Regions from separate parts of the Homo sapiens genome. Here regions 1, 2, 3, 5 and 6 are each linked to region 4. Evidence: chromatin contacts called from ENCODE Hi-C or POLR2A ChIA-PET data. All regions are on one chromosome and are shown on one strand. Each heading gives the region's core, a stretch centred on a gene start or an enhancer-like site at or near the end of the contact. The rest is flanking DNA. Distances are from core to core; before and after follow the strand shown. Region 1 overlaps GRHL1 (grainyhead like transcription factor 1). Region 2 overlaps LOC105373418 (a long non-coding RNA gene). Region 3 overlaps LOC105373418 (a long non-coding RNA gene). Region 4 holds the start of TAF1B (TATA-box binding protein associated factor, RNA polymerase I subunit B). Region 5 holds the start of CYS1 (cystin 1). Region 6 has its middle 33 kb from the start of KLF11-DT.

What was found. A loop is a pair of places that touch in the nucleus more often than their neighbours do. ChIA-PET counts read pairs that join two places held with the same protein, here RNA polymerase II (POLR2A). Pooled maps may share reads with other maps.
Region 1: a map of PC-3 shows a loop between it and region 4 (7-fold over the local background). The contact joins the enhancer-like site here to the promoter of TAF1B in region 4. A Hi-C loop is called at or near these places in 6 of 168 maps with a recorded cell type or tissue (B cell, PC-3, astrocyte of the cerebellum and 3 more), 3 of 37 single-sample maps with no recorded cell type and 16 of 50 pooled maps. POLR2A ChIA-PET finds 5 or more read pairs at or near these places in 12 of 52 experiments (A549, BJ, CD4-positive, alpha-beta T cell and 9 more).
Region 2: a loop to region 4 is called in a pooled map, with 8 times the contacts of the local background. The contact joins the enhancer-like site here to the promoter of TAF1B in region 4. A Hi-C loop is called at or near these places in 1 of 37 single-sample maps with no recorded cell type and 9 of 50 pooled maps. POLR2A ChIA-PET finds 5 or more read pairs at or near these places in 2 of 52 experiments (T-cell and activated CD4-positive, alpha-beta memory T cell).
Region 3: a loop to region 4 is called in a pooled map, with 2.7 times the contacts of the local background. The contact joins the enhancer-like site here to the promoter of TAF1B in region 4. A Hi-C loop is called at or near these places in 4 of 50 pooled maps. POLR2A ChIA-PET finds 5 or more read pairs at or near these places in 2 of 52 experiments (AG04450 and activated CD8-positive, alpha-beta memory T cell).
Region 5: a map of ascending aorta shows a loop between it and region 4 (1.9-fold over the local background). The contact joins the promoter of CYS1 here to the promoter of TAF1B in region 4. A Hi-C loop is called at or near these places in 1 of 168 maps with a recorded cell type or tissue (ascending aorta), 1 of 37 single-sample maps with no recorded cell type and 9 of 50 pooled maps.
Region 6: a map of posterior vena cava shows a loop between it and region 4 (25-fold over the local background). The contact joins the enhancer-like site here to the promoter of TAF1B in region 4. A Hi-C loop is called at or near these places in 2 of 168 maps with a recorded cell type or tissue (endothelial cell of umbilical vein and posterior vena cava) and 1 of 50 pooled maps. POLR2A ChIA-PET finds 5 or more read pairs at or near these places in 2 of 52 experiments (OCI-LY7 and activated CD4-positive, alpha-beta T cell).

Annotation. Positions count from the first base shown.
Region 1 is chr2:9,974,280-9,976,979 of GRCh38, reverse strand. The region is part of intron 8 of GRHL1 (grainyhead like transcription factor 1); the gene reads right to left. Among named protein-coding and RNA genes, the nearest start is that of GRHL1, 24 kb to the right of the region's middle. Within about 2 kb of position 1,364, at least 7 of the 41 ENCODE cell types and tissues checked have a DNase peak (open chromatin) inside an H3K27ac peak, as active enhancers do; they include PC-3, where a contact is called at or near this core.
Region 2 is chr2:9,654,259-9,656,958 of GRCh38, reverse strand. All of the region lies in intron 3 of LOC105373418 (a long non-coding RNA gene), which reads right to left. Among named protein-coding and RNA genes, the nearest start is that of YWHAQ, 25 kb to the right of the region's middle. RefSeq lists enhancers at 1-170, 128-629, 681-780, 1,411-1,650, 1,974-2,083. Within about 2 kb of position 1,343, at least 6 of the 41 ENCODE cell types and tissues checked have a DNase peak (open chromatin) inside an H3K27ac peak, as active enhancers do.
Region 3 is chr2:9,702,472-9,705,171 of GRCh38, reverse strand. All of the region lies in intron 3 of LOC105373418 (a long non-coding RNA gene), which reads right to left. Among named protein-coding and RNA genes, the nearest start is that of YWHAQ, 73 kb to the right of the region's middle. Within about 2 kb of position 1,336, at least 8 of the 41 ENCODE cell types and tissues checked have a DNase peak (open chromatin) inside an H3K27ac peak, as active enhancers do.
Region 4 is chr2:9,842,080-9,844,779 of GRCh38, reverse strand. It overlaps TAF1B (TATA-box binding protein associated factor, RNA polymerase I subunit B), which reads right to left and starts at 1,306. Exons shown (of 15, transcript NM_005680.3): 1 at 1,221-1,306. The coding sequence starts at 1,238. RefSeq lists a silencer at 946-1,025.
Region 5 is chr2:10,078,986-10,081,685 of GRCh38, reverse strand. It overlaps CYS1 (cystin 1), which reads left to right and starts at 1,275. Exons shown (of 3, transcript NM_001037160.3): 1 at 1,275-1,780. The coding sequence starts at 1,463. RefSeq lists silencers at 961-1,200, 1,371-1,430, 1,491-1,730, 1,801-2,140.
Region 6 is chr2:10,009,147-10,011,846 of GRCh38, reverse strand. No RefSeq gene overlaps it. Among named protein-coding and RNA genes, the nearest start is that of KLF11-DT, 33 kb to the left of the region's middle. RefSeq lists an enhancer at 1-256. Within about 2 kb of position 1,251, at least 19 of the 41 ENCODE cell types and tissues checked have a DNase peak (open chromatin) inside an H3K27ac peak, as active enhancers do.

The sequences.
Region 1 (2,700 bases), core at 115-2,614, 130 kb before region 4:
TAATAATGTATTCCTAAACATTTGCAGTAGCTTACCACAGTCTATGTGAAAAAGACAACATTCCTTAGCATTCAAGCTATTTATGTGACTCCAATCCACCTTTCCAGCCATACTTTGTACCCCACCTGTAACAGTATTTCCCAAATGTGAATACTACACACATCCTCTTTAAAAGGCAAAAGTTGCTTCACCCCTAAAAATATACCCAGATCTGAGTCTGAGAAATGCCACTCTATTCAAATGACTGCAAAACGTCTGATCACCCAGCACCCCAAGACCTCATGTGGCCTTTATCTGGCCTCAACCCCAAACCTAAGCGCACACCCTGGCACTGACGTCTCCTGGCAGCATTTGACTCTGGTGGCATGCAGGATACGCTTCTGACTAAAAAGTCTCATCACTGACTTGAAAACACATTACACAGCCTCAAAGAACCTCCAACCCCAAGACCCTTGGGGTCACAACATTACACAGCCTCAACGAACCTCCAACCCCAAGACCCTTGGTCCACAGACCCCATGGATTGGAGACAAGCTCCTTGCGAGGGCACCCCAGGGCCTTCCTCTGCAGTCCCCACCACTCCTGGCTCAGAAGACATCAAAGGTCACAGCTCATTCTGGGTTCTGCATGCCAGCCTGGTTCCCACTATCCTTTAGGAACCCCCACCACCACCCCCGCCGAGGGTCACTTGAGAAGTGTGACGAATCTTCCTATTCCAAGTGAGGTTCCCTTCCTTCGTGTCACCTGCAACCCTACGCTTACTAGAGTGCAATCCTCCCACTGAGTTCTGAGTTTTGGGTCATGGATTACTCATCTTTCCATTCCAAGAGCATCTTGGCAGTGCCTGGCCAATAAGAAATACACGTTTCCTGGACGAATGACTCACTTTCCTGAACTCCAGCCAAATAAAACTACATGCTGCTGTGGTATTTGTGCTACTTTTATACCATTCTTTGACCCTCAAAAACACCTATGAAATTGGTACTATTTTGGACCCATTTTACAGATGAGGAAACCAAGACTTAGAGGTTAGGTAACTTGTCCAAATCCACAAGTTATTTGTGTTTATTATTTTTTGTTTTTTTGTTTTTTGAGACAGAGTTTTTTTTCTTGTTGCCCAGGCTGGAATGCAATGGTGCAATCTCGGCTCACTGCAACCTCCAACTCCTGGGTTCAAGCGATTTTCCTGCCTCAGTCTCCCAAGTAGCTGAGATTACAGGCACGCATCACCACACTCAGATAATTTTTTTTTTTTTTTGTATTTACTAGAGACGGAGTTTCACCACGTTGGTCAGGCTGGTCTCGAACTCCTGATCTCAGGTGATACACCCGTCTCGGCCTCCCAAAGCGCTGGGATTACCGGCAAGAGCCACCGCGCCCGGCCTGTGTTTATATCTTTCTTTTAAGCTGACTTGAACTCCTAGGTCATCTGGGTAGAATCCAAAATGCCAAGCAGTATTTTACACATACTGAACAGTAAATATTTGCTGAATACTTAAGTTGACTATTTATATCCCCTGAATCATTTCAGAAAAGATTATGGTATTTAGAGACTGCCTGAGATACACTGAGATATACAAGGTAAGTGCCAGGGTAGAGATAAACCCACCTCACAGGCTATGACCTGGTTTTCTATTGTGTGTATTCACTTTTAGTTTTCAATTGCTATCTCCAGTGACTATCTTTCTGTTACAGAAGCTGCAGGTACCTAACAATTTTTATTTGACAAATACAGGTTTATCCCTTCAATGGTGCATTTACAGATGTGGTAATGTCTGTGACTTCAGACTCCTCTGTGACTTAGGGCTGCAGAAGACAAGTCTGCAGCTGTTGCTTCTGTACTACACAGGCCTTAGAAGGTGAAAGCACCTCCTCGGACTAAGCTGTTCCAGCTGCCCCTTTTCCACTTACATTCACAACAGCGACTCTATGAGGGGAAAGATAAGGAAAAAGAAATACGACCCAATCAAACATCTTTTGCAAAAATATTCTGCAGCTCCAGCAAAGACTTTGGGGATTCCCTCAGCTGAAAGTCCACTTCCCTGGAAATCTTAAGAGCATGTTTTTACCCTCACTTACAATATGGACCAGAATACACAGTGTAATCTCCTCTGAGGTCAGGCTTTATGCTTCAGTCATTTTCTTATTCCTCTGCAGTGCTTACATAGAGAAGTGCAACGAACAATTCGCTCAATGAATGAATGTATAGTTCGGGAAGCTGACTCCCTGCAACATGACTTCCTAAGCCAGTTCTTCCACAGGGTAGCAACAGAGTGATCACCTTGCATAGAATTTCCTGGATGTTAGAAAACAGTCAAATTGGTCAATAATGAGACAGAGAAAATAAAAACTTTGAGGAAGTGTTTTGCTTTTGTGAATCAGAGGGTGATCCACAGCAGGCTTCTGGAAGCACCAGCCCGTAGAGCTGAGTGCCTGCTGGCCCACATCAGTATCGCCTGCTGTCATGTGTGTATTATCACGCCCAACTCAAAAGCTTCAAGTGAGTTCCAACTGCCTGGTAAATATATCAAGAAAATATCTGCTAGAAGGAAGAAAAGAAAAAAGTAATGTAGGTGGATTTAACTGTGGAAGATGCTTCAGAAAGTTGGTCACCGAAAAAAGTTTTACATTCCCAAAATGCACTTATCCTCACTGCCTACCCTAAAAACATTCACCTTTCACGAGAATATCACAAAGCAC
Region 2 (2,700 bases), core at 94-2,593, 190 kb after region 4:
GTTTTTGTTTTGAGATGGAGTCTTGCTCTGTCTTCTAGGCTCACTGCAACCTCTGCCTCCCAGGCTCAAGTGATTTTCGTGCCTCAGCACCCCAAGTAGCTGGGACTACAGGCGTGCACCACCACACGCAGCTAATTTTTGTATTTTTAGCAGAGATGGGGTTTCGCCATGTTGGCCAGGATGGTCTCAAACTCCCGACCTCAAGTCTATCCGCCGATCTCGACCTCCTGAAGTGCTGGGATTACAGGCGTGAGCCACCGTGCGCAGCCAATAAGAAAGTTTTTAAAAAGGGAAGTCATTATCCACTCCTCTCAGTCAGATGCATTGGCTTCTGGCTGTCTGGGTTGTCTAGAAGCAGATTCCGTGCAGGCTGAGCACAGCAGGGAAAGGGCTCCGTTAGATGGGGGTTGAGTCTTTGTTTCACACTGACTCATCCCTGCATCCTGAGGCTGTTGACTGTGTAGACTCAGCCCTGGCATAGGTGAACTGGGGTCAGGCCTGTGGTTCTCACTTGTAAATCTGAGATAATCTATAAATGGTTTTCTCTCTGGTTTTCTTTCCCAGTAGAAGCGGTTCTTTTGTTTTGTTTCTTGTTCTTTGTTTTGTTTTTTTTGTTTTTTTTTGGAGACAGAGTCTCACACTGTCACCCAGGCTGGAGTGCAATGGTGCAATCTCGGCCCACTGCAACCTCCGCCTCCGGGTTCAAGCGATTCTCCTGCCTCAGCCTCCTGAGTAGATGGGACTATAAGCGCACGCCACCACGACCAGCTAATTTTTTATATTTTTAGCAGAGACAGTATTTCACTATGTTGGCCAGGCTGGTCTCGAACTCCTGACTTCATGATCTGCCCACCTCAGCCTCCTAAAGTGCTGGGATTACAGGCATGAGCCACCACACCCAGCCTAGTAGAAGCAGTTCTTACAGAAAAGTTTCTATTTGCAAGAGAGGTGACTCAAAACTTGATAATTGATTTTGTTTTGCTGTAAATGTCTTTAAACATTTTTAAAAACCCTCTAGAACTTTGGAGGGGGAGGCTTCCCTGCCTGGGGCTGCAGACTGTGGTGGGGGCTGCCAGTCACATCAGTGGGGGCTGGGCACACCCAGGACCCTCCAAGGGCTCATTTCTTACCCCAGGGTCAGGGTAAGCATCTTTGGTGACCACAGTCAAGGTGGGCTGGAGCCATAGGTTCTATTTTATTCTGAAACATGCCTGTGAAGTGCACCCGGCCTGGGGAGTTGGAATTACTCATGCCCAGTCAGTCAGCTACTGAAGATAAAAATCAGAACAAAAACTAAAGATGCTTGGGGTTGTGGCGTGGTTGAATAGCTAAGTCACACTTCATCTTCTTCCACTCTCAGCTCAAAGATCGAAGGAAGACCAGAGTCTGACAGTCATCGAGTCTGACGCACTCCCACTGCAGCAAAAGTTTGAATTCCCCTCTCCAGCATTCTGGCCACCGAGTGGTCCCTGCTGTCCTTGAGGGTCTTTGGTGACAAGGAACTCACCTTCCAGGGAAGCCTCTTCCACCCTGGGACAATTCAGATTATGAAAGGACACTCAGATACAGAGCTGAAACTCTCTACCTAATTGTTCCTTTTGGGTTTCACAGAAAAAAAGAAAAAAAAATTTTTTTTTGAGACAGGGTCTGGCTCTGTCACCCAGGCTGGAGTGCAGTGGCATGCTGTCAGCTCACTGCAACCTCCGCCTCTCTGGCTCAAGCAATTCTCGGGCCTCAGCCTCCCAAGCTGGGACTACAGGCACACCCCACCCCACCCAGCTGATTTGTTGTATTTTCAGTAGAGATGGGGTTTCGCCATGTTGGCCAGCCTGGTCTCGAACTCCTGGCCTCAAGTTGATCTGCCCACCTCAGCCTCCCAAAGTTCTGGGATTACAGTTGTGAGCCACCATGCCTGGCTGGGAAAAAATTTTTTTTGTTCTTCTTTCAATGGACAGTTCTTCGAATATCTGATAACAGTTTTCAGAGTCTCCTCCAAGCTATAGCCTCAGTCCTTCAGGTAACCCCTGTGACGTGTCTCGAACCTCCCCAGCAGCCCTAGTGGCTCCCTCTGCATGCAGTCCAGGCTGTCCCCATCTCTCTTAAAGCCTGTGAGCACAAAAGTCCAGTTTTCCGGGTAAGCAGCCTGTGGCTGCTAATACTGCATGGTGCTTGGCATCACGTAGGCAGCCATAGCACTGTGGAAGAAAGGAGAGAAGTGGAGTAGAGAAGACAGGAGGGAGAGTGGGAAAGAAAGGGAAGATGAAAGAAAAGGAAGGAGGGAGGGTAGATGGCTTTCAGCCAACATCTGCATGTCACTTCTAGCAGAGTTGCTGCTGTTGCCGTCTCCCCTGCCTGGGCTGGGCTGGACTGGGCTGTCCCAGACCCTGTCCCCAGATGCCCCCACAAACTTGCTGCTATTCAAAAGGCTGGCTCTCATGGAGTCCTCAGCATACCTGCTCCTGCTCCTTCTCCTGGAGAACTGGGCCCTGGAGAGAGCACAGCACACAGAGGCAGCTAGGAAAGCTGACAGCCTCCCCGCCCCATTCAGCACCGTACCCCAGTACTTAGAGCTGGGGCCCCAGGAGGGATGCAGAGGTCCAAGTTTGGGCTCCAGAAGCTGCTGGCCCAAGGCAGTCAGTGGCTGCTCTGGTTCCAGTTGTGTACACACTTCAGAACTCACCCCCAAGCTTCCACAGCACT
Region 3 (2,700 bases), core at 87-2,586, 140 kb after region 4:
GCTAAAAAGTGGAGGAAGTAAACTGTTGCTCTCTGCATCCCATGGCTATGGGGTGTCCTCATGGAAAGAGGCTCTAGATGTAAGGACGTGGAAAAAGCGGTTTTCTCCCTTGCTTTATCCCTACCTGCTGCCCCCATCAGAAGAGCCAGGCTCTGTCCTATGCCACAGAAGGTTGCATTACAGCCTCGCTCCTCCCTGACCTTTGTTTCCTTAACAGCCTGAATGAGCTGGGGAGCCCATGTGCTATGTCTTCTGGAGCGGAGGGGAGGGGGCTTCAGGCGCCTAGGGAGCAGGTGAAGAGCCAATCAGGCCATATGACTGGCAGGTCCTCAACCTGCCTGATGACAATGATGCTGAGGAGGGGAGGCTGGGCTCAGGGTCCAGGGTCTCTGGTCATCAATCACCCCCAGGCCCCAGGCTACAGGCTCAGAAGCAGCAAGTTCTCCTCAGGGCCTGAGGTTGGAGCTGGGGCAGTGGGTGTCTTAGCAGGAACCAGCTTGGATTTTGCACATTACAGGGGGTATAGGGAAGGGAAGAACCAAGGAATAACTGATACTACAAGTCCCCCAAATGGCAGGATGTAGGGGGCAGGAATTTGATTTTTTTTTTTTTTTTTTTTGGTTTTTGAGACGGAGTCTCGCTCTGTTGCCCAGGCTGGAGTGCATTGGTGTGATCTCGGCTCACTGCAAGCTCCGCCTCCCGGGTTCACGCCATTCTCCTGCCTCAGCCTCCTGAGTAGCTGGGACTCCAGGCGCCCACCACTACGCCTGGCTTTTTTTTGTATTTTTAGTAGAGACAGGGTTTCACAGTGTTAGCCAGGACAGTCTCGATCTCCTGACCTCGTGATCCACCTGCCTTGGCCTCCCAAAGTGCTGGGATTACAGGCGTGAACCCCTGCACCCAGCCGGGAATGGGATTTAATTTGATTTAGGAATATACATAGCCATGTACCCTAGAGAGTCACACATGAGCCTGCTACTGGACAGACAGGGAGCACGGGCAGGGAGTAGGGGGCCTTGCCCAGGCCACAGCCAGAGAAAGCTGGGGTCTCATCTCCCTCCCCACTTTCCAGCCACCATCCCCCACAACAGCAAGGCAGGCCCACATTTCTGAGGTCTGATTTTGTCGAAGCCTCAGATATTCTCTAGAAATGTCAACAAATGCCCCTGGAAAACCACCCTCCCTCTCCTGTCTCCAGGAACCCAGGGCTTACCAAGAGGAAGTTACATGCGCTCACTCATTGACCTCACCTACTCCAGCAGGGGGTGGAGATTAAGACCAGAGAAGTTCCTCAGCTTGCCCAAGCCTCCAAAGGTCAAAGGCTAGCAGTGAGTCAGACTCAGATCCAGGCTTCTGGGCTCCCAGGTCTGGCCCCTCTGCTGCCCCAGCCTCCACTGCTGGGCAGCTGAGGTCTCCCAGAGTCCAGGGTGAGCAGAGCCAAGTGGGAGGGTTTCAAGCTCTCTAGCTGTCAATTGCCATTTGTACTTCCCCACCTGATCACCGCACTCTAGATAGGTAAACTGCATCCCTGCATCCCTAGAGGGTGACAGTAACTGCCAAAATAGGGAGCAGTGGGGTGGCGGGGGATGCTCAGGGACCATGACACATGGGTGGTGACCATCAACCACCAAATATCCCCTGGAACAAGTTGTAAGAACTCAGTGCCAAGAGACATCAGTGGGTGGCACTGAGGAACCAGAGGTGATGAGCTCACCCCAGGCAGTACCTCCCACCCAGATGAGCAAAGCCACACTGTAAAAGTGGCGAGTGCATCCGAGGGTTTCTCAAGCTGACTAGGACACAAGGGAAACCAGCCAAAACCCCCAAGCCGGGCGTGGTAGGTGTTGGCAGCCCGGAGGTGGGGAGTGGTGGTGGCAGGATGCCTCGTTTCCCAGGCAACACAGTGGAAACTGTCCCACAAACACCAACCAGGGGGGTGGGGGGGCACAGAAGGGTGGGCAGGGCTGACATCTGAGACGGGAATCTGCTTAGCTACTGCCAGAGGCCTGCCTCCTCTGAGTGCCTGGGGCCCTGGCCCCACCTCCGGGGATGCTCTCTGTTGGCTGGGTTCTGCACGTATTTATTCTTTCACTCAGTAAATGTTTACTGAGCCCCAGTGTAGACTGTAGTGGGAGAGCATGGGCTCTAAAGTCAGAAAGACTGGGGTCTGGATCTCAGCTGTGATGCTTCCAGTTATGTGCCCTTGCAGGCTACATCGCCGCTCTGAGCCTCAATGTTCTCATCTGAAGAATGGGAATTATTCTACCACATTCAAAGGTTGCCATAAGTATGAAATAGGAGAGTAGATGGCAGATAGTCAGTATTCAGTGGATGCAGCTATTATTGCCTGGCTCCATGCCAGACACAAGTTAGGTCAACTGGGGTGGGTGACTAGGGGAAGGCAGACATGGAAATGTATTAGATGCACTCCTGCCCTTGGGAAGCTCTCCTAGCCTATCGGGTGGAGGAGCCTGACTAGAGTCCTAAATTAGGTGAGTAGAACATCTGGAGAGCCATGGTAGAGATGAGCAAAGTGCTGGGGAGCACCTAGGAGAACCCCAACTGGGGGGTTGGGAAAGGTGTTGAAAAAGCATTTCGGTTAAACTTCATCAGACAAGAAATGAGTAGGAAAGGCATTCCAGGCAGAGAGAACAATGTGTACAAAGGCAGGAAGGCAAAACCTCAGCATGGGTTGGAAGG
Region 4 (2,700 bases), core at 57-2,556:
AAGGGGTATCAACTATGTGTGTACCAGGCTTTTTACTAGGTGCTGGGGATTCAATGGTGAGCAAAACAGACCAGACATGATCCCTAGTCTGGGTATACGCTAGCTAATGGTGAGTTACAATTATTCATTTCATCAGCCTAGCATTTACAGAAGTTAGCCAACCATCATCAGTAAACATTTTTTAAGCCTCTACTATAAGACCGTACTGCTCCTGTATATACAGGCCTAATTCTCTGATCCCCAACTCTTTGGAGTTTGACTTGTTGTTAGCATTGATCTAATTATCGAGTATCATTTAATACCATCAAAGCGTGTGCCATTTGGCCGAGGGCGGGGGATCACCCCTATAATCCCAGCACTTTGCGAGGCTGAGGCAGGAAGATCGCCTGAGCCCAGGAGTTCAATACCAGTCTGGACAACATAGCGAGACCCCTGCCCCTACAAAAAATTAAAAAAAAAAAAATTAGCCGGGCTTGGTGGTGCATGTCTGTAGCCCTAGCTCATTGGAAGGCTGAGGCGGAAGGATCTCTCGAGCCCAGGATTCGAGGCTGCAGTGAGCCGTGATCGTGCCACTGTACTCCAGCCTGGGGGAAGAAGTGAGATCTTGTCTCAAAAATAAAAAACAAAAATGTGCCATTTTACGTAGTACCTAAAACAAAACAAAATGCATGCCAAATCAATTTTGGCAACTTGGTAAAGTGTTCAGTGACCCCGTACTAACACTACGATGAATGATAGCTGGACAATTTGGGGAGTTCCCAAACCCGAATTTAGAATCCCTGCTGGAGACAGTGGCAAGGATTCCCGGAGAGACCGACAGGGGTTACCCGGCGGCATCTCAGGTTCCAACCCCTGCCCCTCCCTCACCCACCCCAGCATTAAAGGGAACTTGTGGGTGGTCCAGTCTCGAGGATGAGCCCTGTGGGTGGCCACCCCACAAAACCCACAGCTTCATCCTTAAACACACCCATAACGACAAACACCACACCCTCCCTCCCCCACAACCTCGCCGAGCCAGAAACTCCAGCCTCTTTACCAAAGCCGCGCGCGCATGCGGCCGGCCAGCCCCAGTCCTTAGCCCGCCCTGCAGCCCTCCGCCCCGCCTTCCTCCAGCCGGTGGCGTCGCCGCCCCAACCCGCGGCGTCCTCCGCCGCTCCTCCTCAGCTTCTCTCTCCTCCGGCCCCGGCGATCGTGGCCCGCCAGGTGCACCGCCTCCTTACCGCCTCCTCGAGGTCCATCGCGGCGCCGCGGGAGCTTCCACAGCCGGGACCCGTTACCCGGGTAGCGAGCGCAGCTTCCGGGAAAGGCTGGAGAAGCTTCCGGCCGGAAACGCGAGATCCGCGCCTAGGATTCCGTGCGCCTGCGCGGCAGGGAAACCGCGCGCTCGGGGGCGAGGCTCCGCAAAGCTCGCAGACCCCTCGCGGACTACCTAACTTTCCTACTCTTGAGAACCAAAACCAACCAATAAGAAAGTGGGCGACGCCTACTGCTGAGTGGTTTGATCAAGCTCCGTTCCGACGATCATTCATTCCAAGACAGACTTGCTCCTCCGGCGGCACGGGGGGTCGGACAAGGCCGTGCTCGCGAGCGCGGGCTCTGTCCTCTGTGGGTTCCGCCCTCCGTGGGTTCTGCCCTCCGAGTCTCGCCCCTTGCTGGCTTTTTTAAGGGGAAGCCTCGGGGCTTGGAGGAAAGCTCACGGGCTGTGAGTTAGACCTAGGTTTCTAATCACGGCTCTCCTGCTTACTTGTGCCTCAGTTTACTCCTCTGTAAGAATTAGATGTTATCTGTGAGCCCCTTATAATTGAGTCTCCACCGGGCGTGCTGGTTCACGCCTGTAATCCTGGGGAGGCTGAGTCGGGAGGATTGCTTGAGGCCAGGAGTTGGAGACCAGCCGGGGCAACAAAGCGAGACCCCTTCTCTGCATAAGTAAATAACTGAATAAATAAATGCATGAGTGAATATAATTGAGTCTCAGTAAGTGCTCAATAAATTTAGCTCTTATTGTTTCTTCATCTAACACATTCATTCCTTGTTTTATTTATTAAACAGGAACTGGTTTGTGTCCTGGGGATTCAGCAGTGAACAAAGTAAACAAAAGTCCTTGCCTTCATGGAGATTGTATTCTGATGGGGAGAGACAAAAATAAATAAGGAAAATATGTGGTATGTTAAGTGGTGGTGAGTTCCAAGGAGAAAAATAAAGAGGAGAGGAGAATGGGAACAACAAGGTGATTTCAGTCTGAAATGTGATGTTCAAGAGAGATCTCATTGAGAAGAGGATTTTTGATATAATCGTACATCCCAAGAAGTTAGAAAAAAGATTAAACTGAAAAATAATGGGATGAAGGAAATGTTTAAAAAAGAGAAATTAATAAAAGAGAAAGCAAGCTTCGATAGGCTCCACAAAGGCTTGCTGTGGTGGCTGGTGCCTGTAATCCCATCACTGTGGGAGGCGAAGGCGGGCAGATTGCTGGAGGGCGGGAGTTGGAGACCAGCCTGCCCAACATATTGAGTCCTCATCTCTATAGGCTGGAGTACAATGGTTCAATCTCAGCTCAGTGCAGCCTCCACCTCCCAGGTTCAAGCAATTCTCCTGCCTCAGCCTCCCAAGTAGCTGGGATTATAGGCACGCGCCACGACGCCTGGCGAATTTTTGTATTTTTAGTAGAGACGGGGTTTCACCAGGTTGGCTGGGCTGATC
Region 5 (2,700 bases), core at 26-2,525, 240 kb before region 4:
TTTAGTAGAGACGGTGTTTCACCGTGTTAGCCAGGATGGTCTCGGTCTCTTGACCTCGTGATCCACCTGCCTCGGCTTCCCAAAGTGCTGGGATTACGGGCGTGAGCCACCGCGCCCGGCCTCTTGTTCTCTCTTAATAATAAAAATAAATGGATGTGAATCTGAGTCCCATTTTTATTCCATTTTCTTAGGCATATGTTTTTTAATGTCTACTCCTGAAGTGATAAAATAGTAGAATTTCAAGTCTGTGGTTGGGAAAGTTTAGCCGAAATTCCATTTTCACAATTATTCTGGAATCCAATCAATCAGGATAAAAGTTAATGTCAAGTCAAGATAGGTGAGTTAAACCCAGGACTTTTGAATTGCCCTGTCTTGGAAAGGCTGGAATTTAAAGTTGCAGGAGGTGGGCAAGGGAAGGAAGTAATCACATTTAAGTAAAACACAGAACCAACCAACAGGAAGGCTCGCTGGGTTTGAATTCGGCAGCTTTGGAGTGTTTTCTAGTCTGGGTTGTGGTTAGTTCACTTAAAAAGAAAAGCGGTTAAGGGAAAAAAAAAAAAAATCCGAGACCAAAAGCTAGACTTATGACCACCACCTAGGTATTTCCTTTTGCTTCTTTCCTGTGGCGGGGGGAGGGCGAGGTGGGGGTTGCTTTGCCTTTCTCCTTCATTTTCAAAGTTTTTCTTTCCCAAAAGTAGTGACTATTTGGAGGTTTTGATGAGGCTCAACCTTCACACATCCAGTCTCCGCTGGGGCAACAGAGGGAAGGAGAAGGCCGGAGGGGGCTGTTGGTGCCCGGAGGATCGCCCCTTCCCTCCCGGGGCGTCTCAGGCCTGGCGGACACTGAAAGGTCGGGGCGCACTGACGGCCGGACCTCGCGAACGCAGCGCGCGCAGCCCTCAGGGTCTTTCCCCCGCCCACCCCGCGCATCGCTAGGGGGCTCAGGCTTTGGGAAGTCCCCCCAAGCTCCCGCGGCCTCCCACGGGCCCGGCGAGCGTCGTCTGGGGAGCGTTTCCATAAATGAACAAACTCAGCCGGGCCCCCCGCAGGGTTCAGCAATTCCAGAAGGCCGGGACAGGGCTGACCCGACGGCGGGGAGCGAGGGGACCCGTGGGCGGGAGTGGGGGGACTGTAGGGGGAGACCCGGGAGGGGAGGCCGCGCCCGCACCCGGTGCTCCTCGCCGGGGTCTCGGGCCCGCCCCTCCCTAGGGCCGGTGTGCGCCCCCTCGGGACGCCTATGCAGCCCTGCCTCGCCCGCCCCTCCCCAGGCTCCGGCTCGCACCCCCGTCCTCCGGCCGCGACCCCCGCCCGGGAACCCTAGCCCCTGGCCGCGGTCGCTTCCCGGACCTCGCCCCGCGCCTCCCCCTGCAGCCCGCCCCGGCCGCACCCCCTAGCGTCCCCGCCCCCGGCCGCGCCCCCTCATGGGGGCCCCCTCGGCGGTCCGGGAGGCGGCGGGCGCGCCATGGGCAGCGGCAGCAGCCGGAGCAGCCGGACTCTGAGGCGGCGGCGCAGCCCCGAGAGCCTCCCCGCGGGGCCCGGAGCGGCAGCCCTGGAGGGCGGGACCCGCCGGCGGGTGCCGGTGGCGGCGGCCGAGGTCCCGGGGGCAGCCGCGGAGGAGGCGCCCGGCCGCGACCCCAGCCCCGTGGCGCCCCCCGACGGCAGGGACGAGACGCTGCGCCTGCTGGACGAGCTGCTGGCCGAGTCGGCGGCCTGGGGCCCCCCGGAGCCCGCCCCGCGCCGCCCAGCCCGGCTCCGACCCACCGCGGTCGCGGGGAGCGCGGTGAGTGTGGGAGCCGCAGGGCCTCGGGGGACGGCGGGGACCCCACTCACCGGCCGCGCGTCCCCGCCCCAGCCCTGGGCGCCGGTCGCGCTGCGCCCCCTTCCAGCCTCCGACTTGCGTGCTCCCCGCTGCCCCGGCCTCCCCGCCCCTGGGCCCCCAGGTTTCCTCCCTCTCTGCCCCGTCTCCGGGTCTGTGTCCAGGCGTGGGGGCGATCGCGCTGGGAGCGGCCGAGGAAGGACACCCCTAGGCGGAGCGCGCCGGGCTCCCGGCTCCCCTCGGGCCCGCGGCCCCGCCTGGCCTTCCCGGGCCGCCCTGGAGCGGGGCGCCGGCGGTGGTGGCACGGCAGCCAGACGGTGGCTCAGAAGCGCCCTGCCGCGCCCACCGGTCCAGATCCTTGCCTTGCTGGGCAGGCAATTCTCATGTTACTGATATTTTTAGGATGCTGCGGAATCTCTTTTGCGCTTCCTATTCTCTCTCCCTGAATACTCGTAATAACAGTCCTGCTGTTCTAAAAAAACAATAAAACAAGCACTCTGGTTTGGCAACCGTCTTCGCTCCAGCAGAGCTGAATGAACAAGATCTTTAACATCCGCTCCCGGGCTCGGGGAGGATGCCAAGGGCCTCGTCCTCCTCCCTGAGGCCCGGGAGGCTTTGCTTAGCAGCCGCTGGGAGCCGAGGAAGATGCCTTCCTGGGTGGCTACCGCACCAAGGAATCCTGAAAAGGCCCCAGGGAGGGTGGGGGAGAGGGACAGCCCCAGGCGACAGTGCACAGAGCTCTCTCCCTCTGGCCCTGGTTCCCTGCTCCTCTCCCTTACGGTCTTTAAAGAGGAAAAGCGAGCTGCAGTGAGTAGGGCTGAATTATATAACAAGATTCCTTTAATACCACATCAGCCTGCAGTTATATAACACTGCCTGGACAA
Region 6 (2,700 bases), core at 2-2,501, 170 kb before region 4:
CTGACCGGCCCGTACTCAATCCTGTCCACCTGACTCTCCCACACACATGCCTGCCCACCTGACCCGCCTGTACGCACGCCTGTCCACCTGACCCGCCTGTACGCACGCCTGTCCACCTGACCCGCCTGTACGCATGCCTGTCCACCTGACCCGCCTGTACGCGATCCTGTCCATCTGACCTGCCCGTATGCACGCCAATACTGTCCACCTGACCCGCCCGTACGCGATCCTGTCCATCTGACCCGCCCGTACGCACGCCAATACTGTCCACCTGACCCGCCCGTACACACGCCTGTCCACCTGACCCGCCCGTATGCATGTCTGCCCACCTGACTCGCTCATACACACACCTGCCCACCTGACCCGACCATAAGAACGCCTGCCCACCTGACCGGCCCATACAAATGCCTGCCCACCTGGCCCGCCCGTACGCACGCCTGCCCACCTGACCCACCCATATGCACGCCTGCCCACCTGACTCACCCATACGCACACCCATAGGCACGCCTGTCCACCTGACTTGCTCATACGCAGGCCTGTCCACCTGACTCTCCCATATGCATGCCTGTCCACCTGACTCGCTCATACGCACGCCTGTCCACCTGACTCTCCCATACGCACGCCTGTCCACCTGACTCTCCCATACGCACGCCTGTCCACCTGACTCGTCCATACGCACACCCATACACATGCCTGTCCACCTGACCCGACCATATGCACGCCTGCCCACCTGACCCGACCATAAGAACGCCTGCCCACCTGACCCGCCCATACAAACGCCTGCCCACCTGACCCGCCTGTACGCACGCCTGCCCAGCTGACTCGTCCATACGCACACCCATACGCACGCCTGTCCACCTGACTCTCCCATACGCAATCCTGTCCACCTGACTTGCCCATACGCACGCCTGTCCACCTGACTCGCCCATACGCACGCCTGTCCACCTGACTCTCCCATACGCACGCCTGTCCACCTGACTCGTCCATACGCACACCCATACTCAAGCCTGTCCACCTAAACCGACCATACACACGTCTGCCCACCTGACCCGCCCATACAAACGCCTGCCCACCTGACCCGCCCGTATGCACGCCTGTCCAGACTCGCCCACACCCACGCCTGCCCACCTGACTCGCCCACATGCACGCCTGCCCACCTCACTTGCCTGCCCACCTCACTCGCCCATACGCACGCCTGGCCACCTGACCTGCCCATACACATGCCTGTCCACCTGACCCGCCCATACGCACGCCTGCCCACCTGACTCGCCCATATGCACGCCTGCCCACCTGACTCATGCAGTTTGAGATGGTGCCCCGCATGGATATAGATTCCCAGGTACTTGGCAGAGCTTCACAGCCTGGCGTACTCAGGCCTCTAGAGTAAGTGGCCACCAGAGTAAGTGGGTCCTTGAACCTCAGCCCTCATGACGAATGACATTCAGGGAAAGCTGGGAGCACCGGCATGGTGTGGGGCTGGGGTTTCTGAGGCCTGCAGGCCTTGGGCACGACGAAGGCTCTGGTCCCACACCTGGCCCTGCTCAGGGGCACAAGGCCCCATGCCTGCTCTCCAGTGTGGCCCGTTAAACCCAGAGCAAGAAGAGGGAACGGGGTGGGAGTCTGCCAGCGACATGTGACTCATGTAAACTTCAGGGGCCTGGAATGATCTGGAGGCCAGAGCTGGAAGTAGGGGAAAGGTCGCAGCGTCGCGCCAGCTGTGGGGCTGTGGCCAAGGCCAGTGGGAGAAAGGTGGCCGGTGGCCAGCCGGGCCAGACACCCATAGGCCAGCCCTGGCCTGGCCGCCAGCCACCTGGGCCAGCTACACAGACCTGCGGACAGGCCTGGCCGGCTTCTGGTCTCTAGGGCAGGTGCAGACCAGCGTGGGGAGGGAGGGCCGTGGAAAGAGGAGGCCCCATGGTGGTGCCTCCCTCCTCCTGCTTGGAAAGGCTCCTCCAGGCCCCAGCCCTTGCTGTCCCAACAGGAGGGCATTCTGGGGCCATGCCAGGGTGCGATGGCTGAAGGGGAGGAGTTGGCTGGACAGGGGTCTGGTGGCTGTGGGGCCTCCCCATGGGGCCCCTGCTAACCGTCCGGCCCTCCTCACCCATGGGCAGGGGCTCATAGAGGAGAGAGGCAGAGGCAGGAAGGAGAGCAGCGGACTGTGCTCATCCCTCAGCTAGGCCTGTCCCCTCCAGGCTGCGGCCAGGACCGCACAGCCCCCACCGAACACAGGTGCGGGACGTCCGCCAGGCTTCTAGATTGTTTCCAGATTGCTGCTGAGTTTGTTTCAACAGCAGATGCGGAAGCCCGGCTGCTGCCACCGCATCCCAGTGCCCTTCCAAAGCCACCTGCTGCGGACAGAAGCAGTTTCATACACAGAGGATTCCAGAACAACCAGAGGCGAGCCCTGGACAGGGAGAGCAGGAGGGGCTCTGCGCACGGGCTTGGCTGGCAGTCGGTAGGTGTTCACCAGGGCAAGGGCAAGGGGGGCACTCTTGCCGGGGAGCTGTGCAGGCAGAGGTGGGCAAGGGCAGAGCCGTGTCCACAGGGACCCACTGGGAGCTGCCATCTCACACAGAGACAGGGTCCTGCCAACTCTGGATGCAGGCAGACTGGAGCTGGGGGAAGCCAGGAGAAGGAGATGGAGACAGATGTTTGCAGGTAGAGAGAGATCCAGGTCATCTTTTCATGAAAAAACCCAGC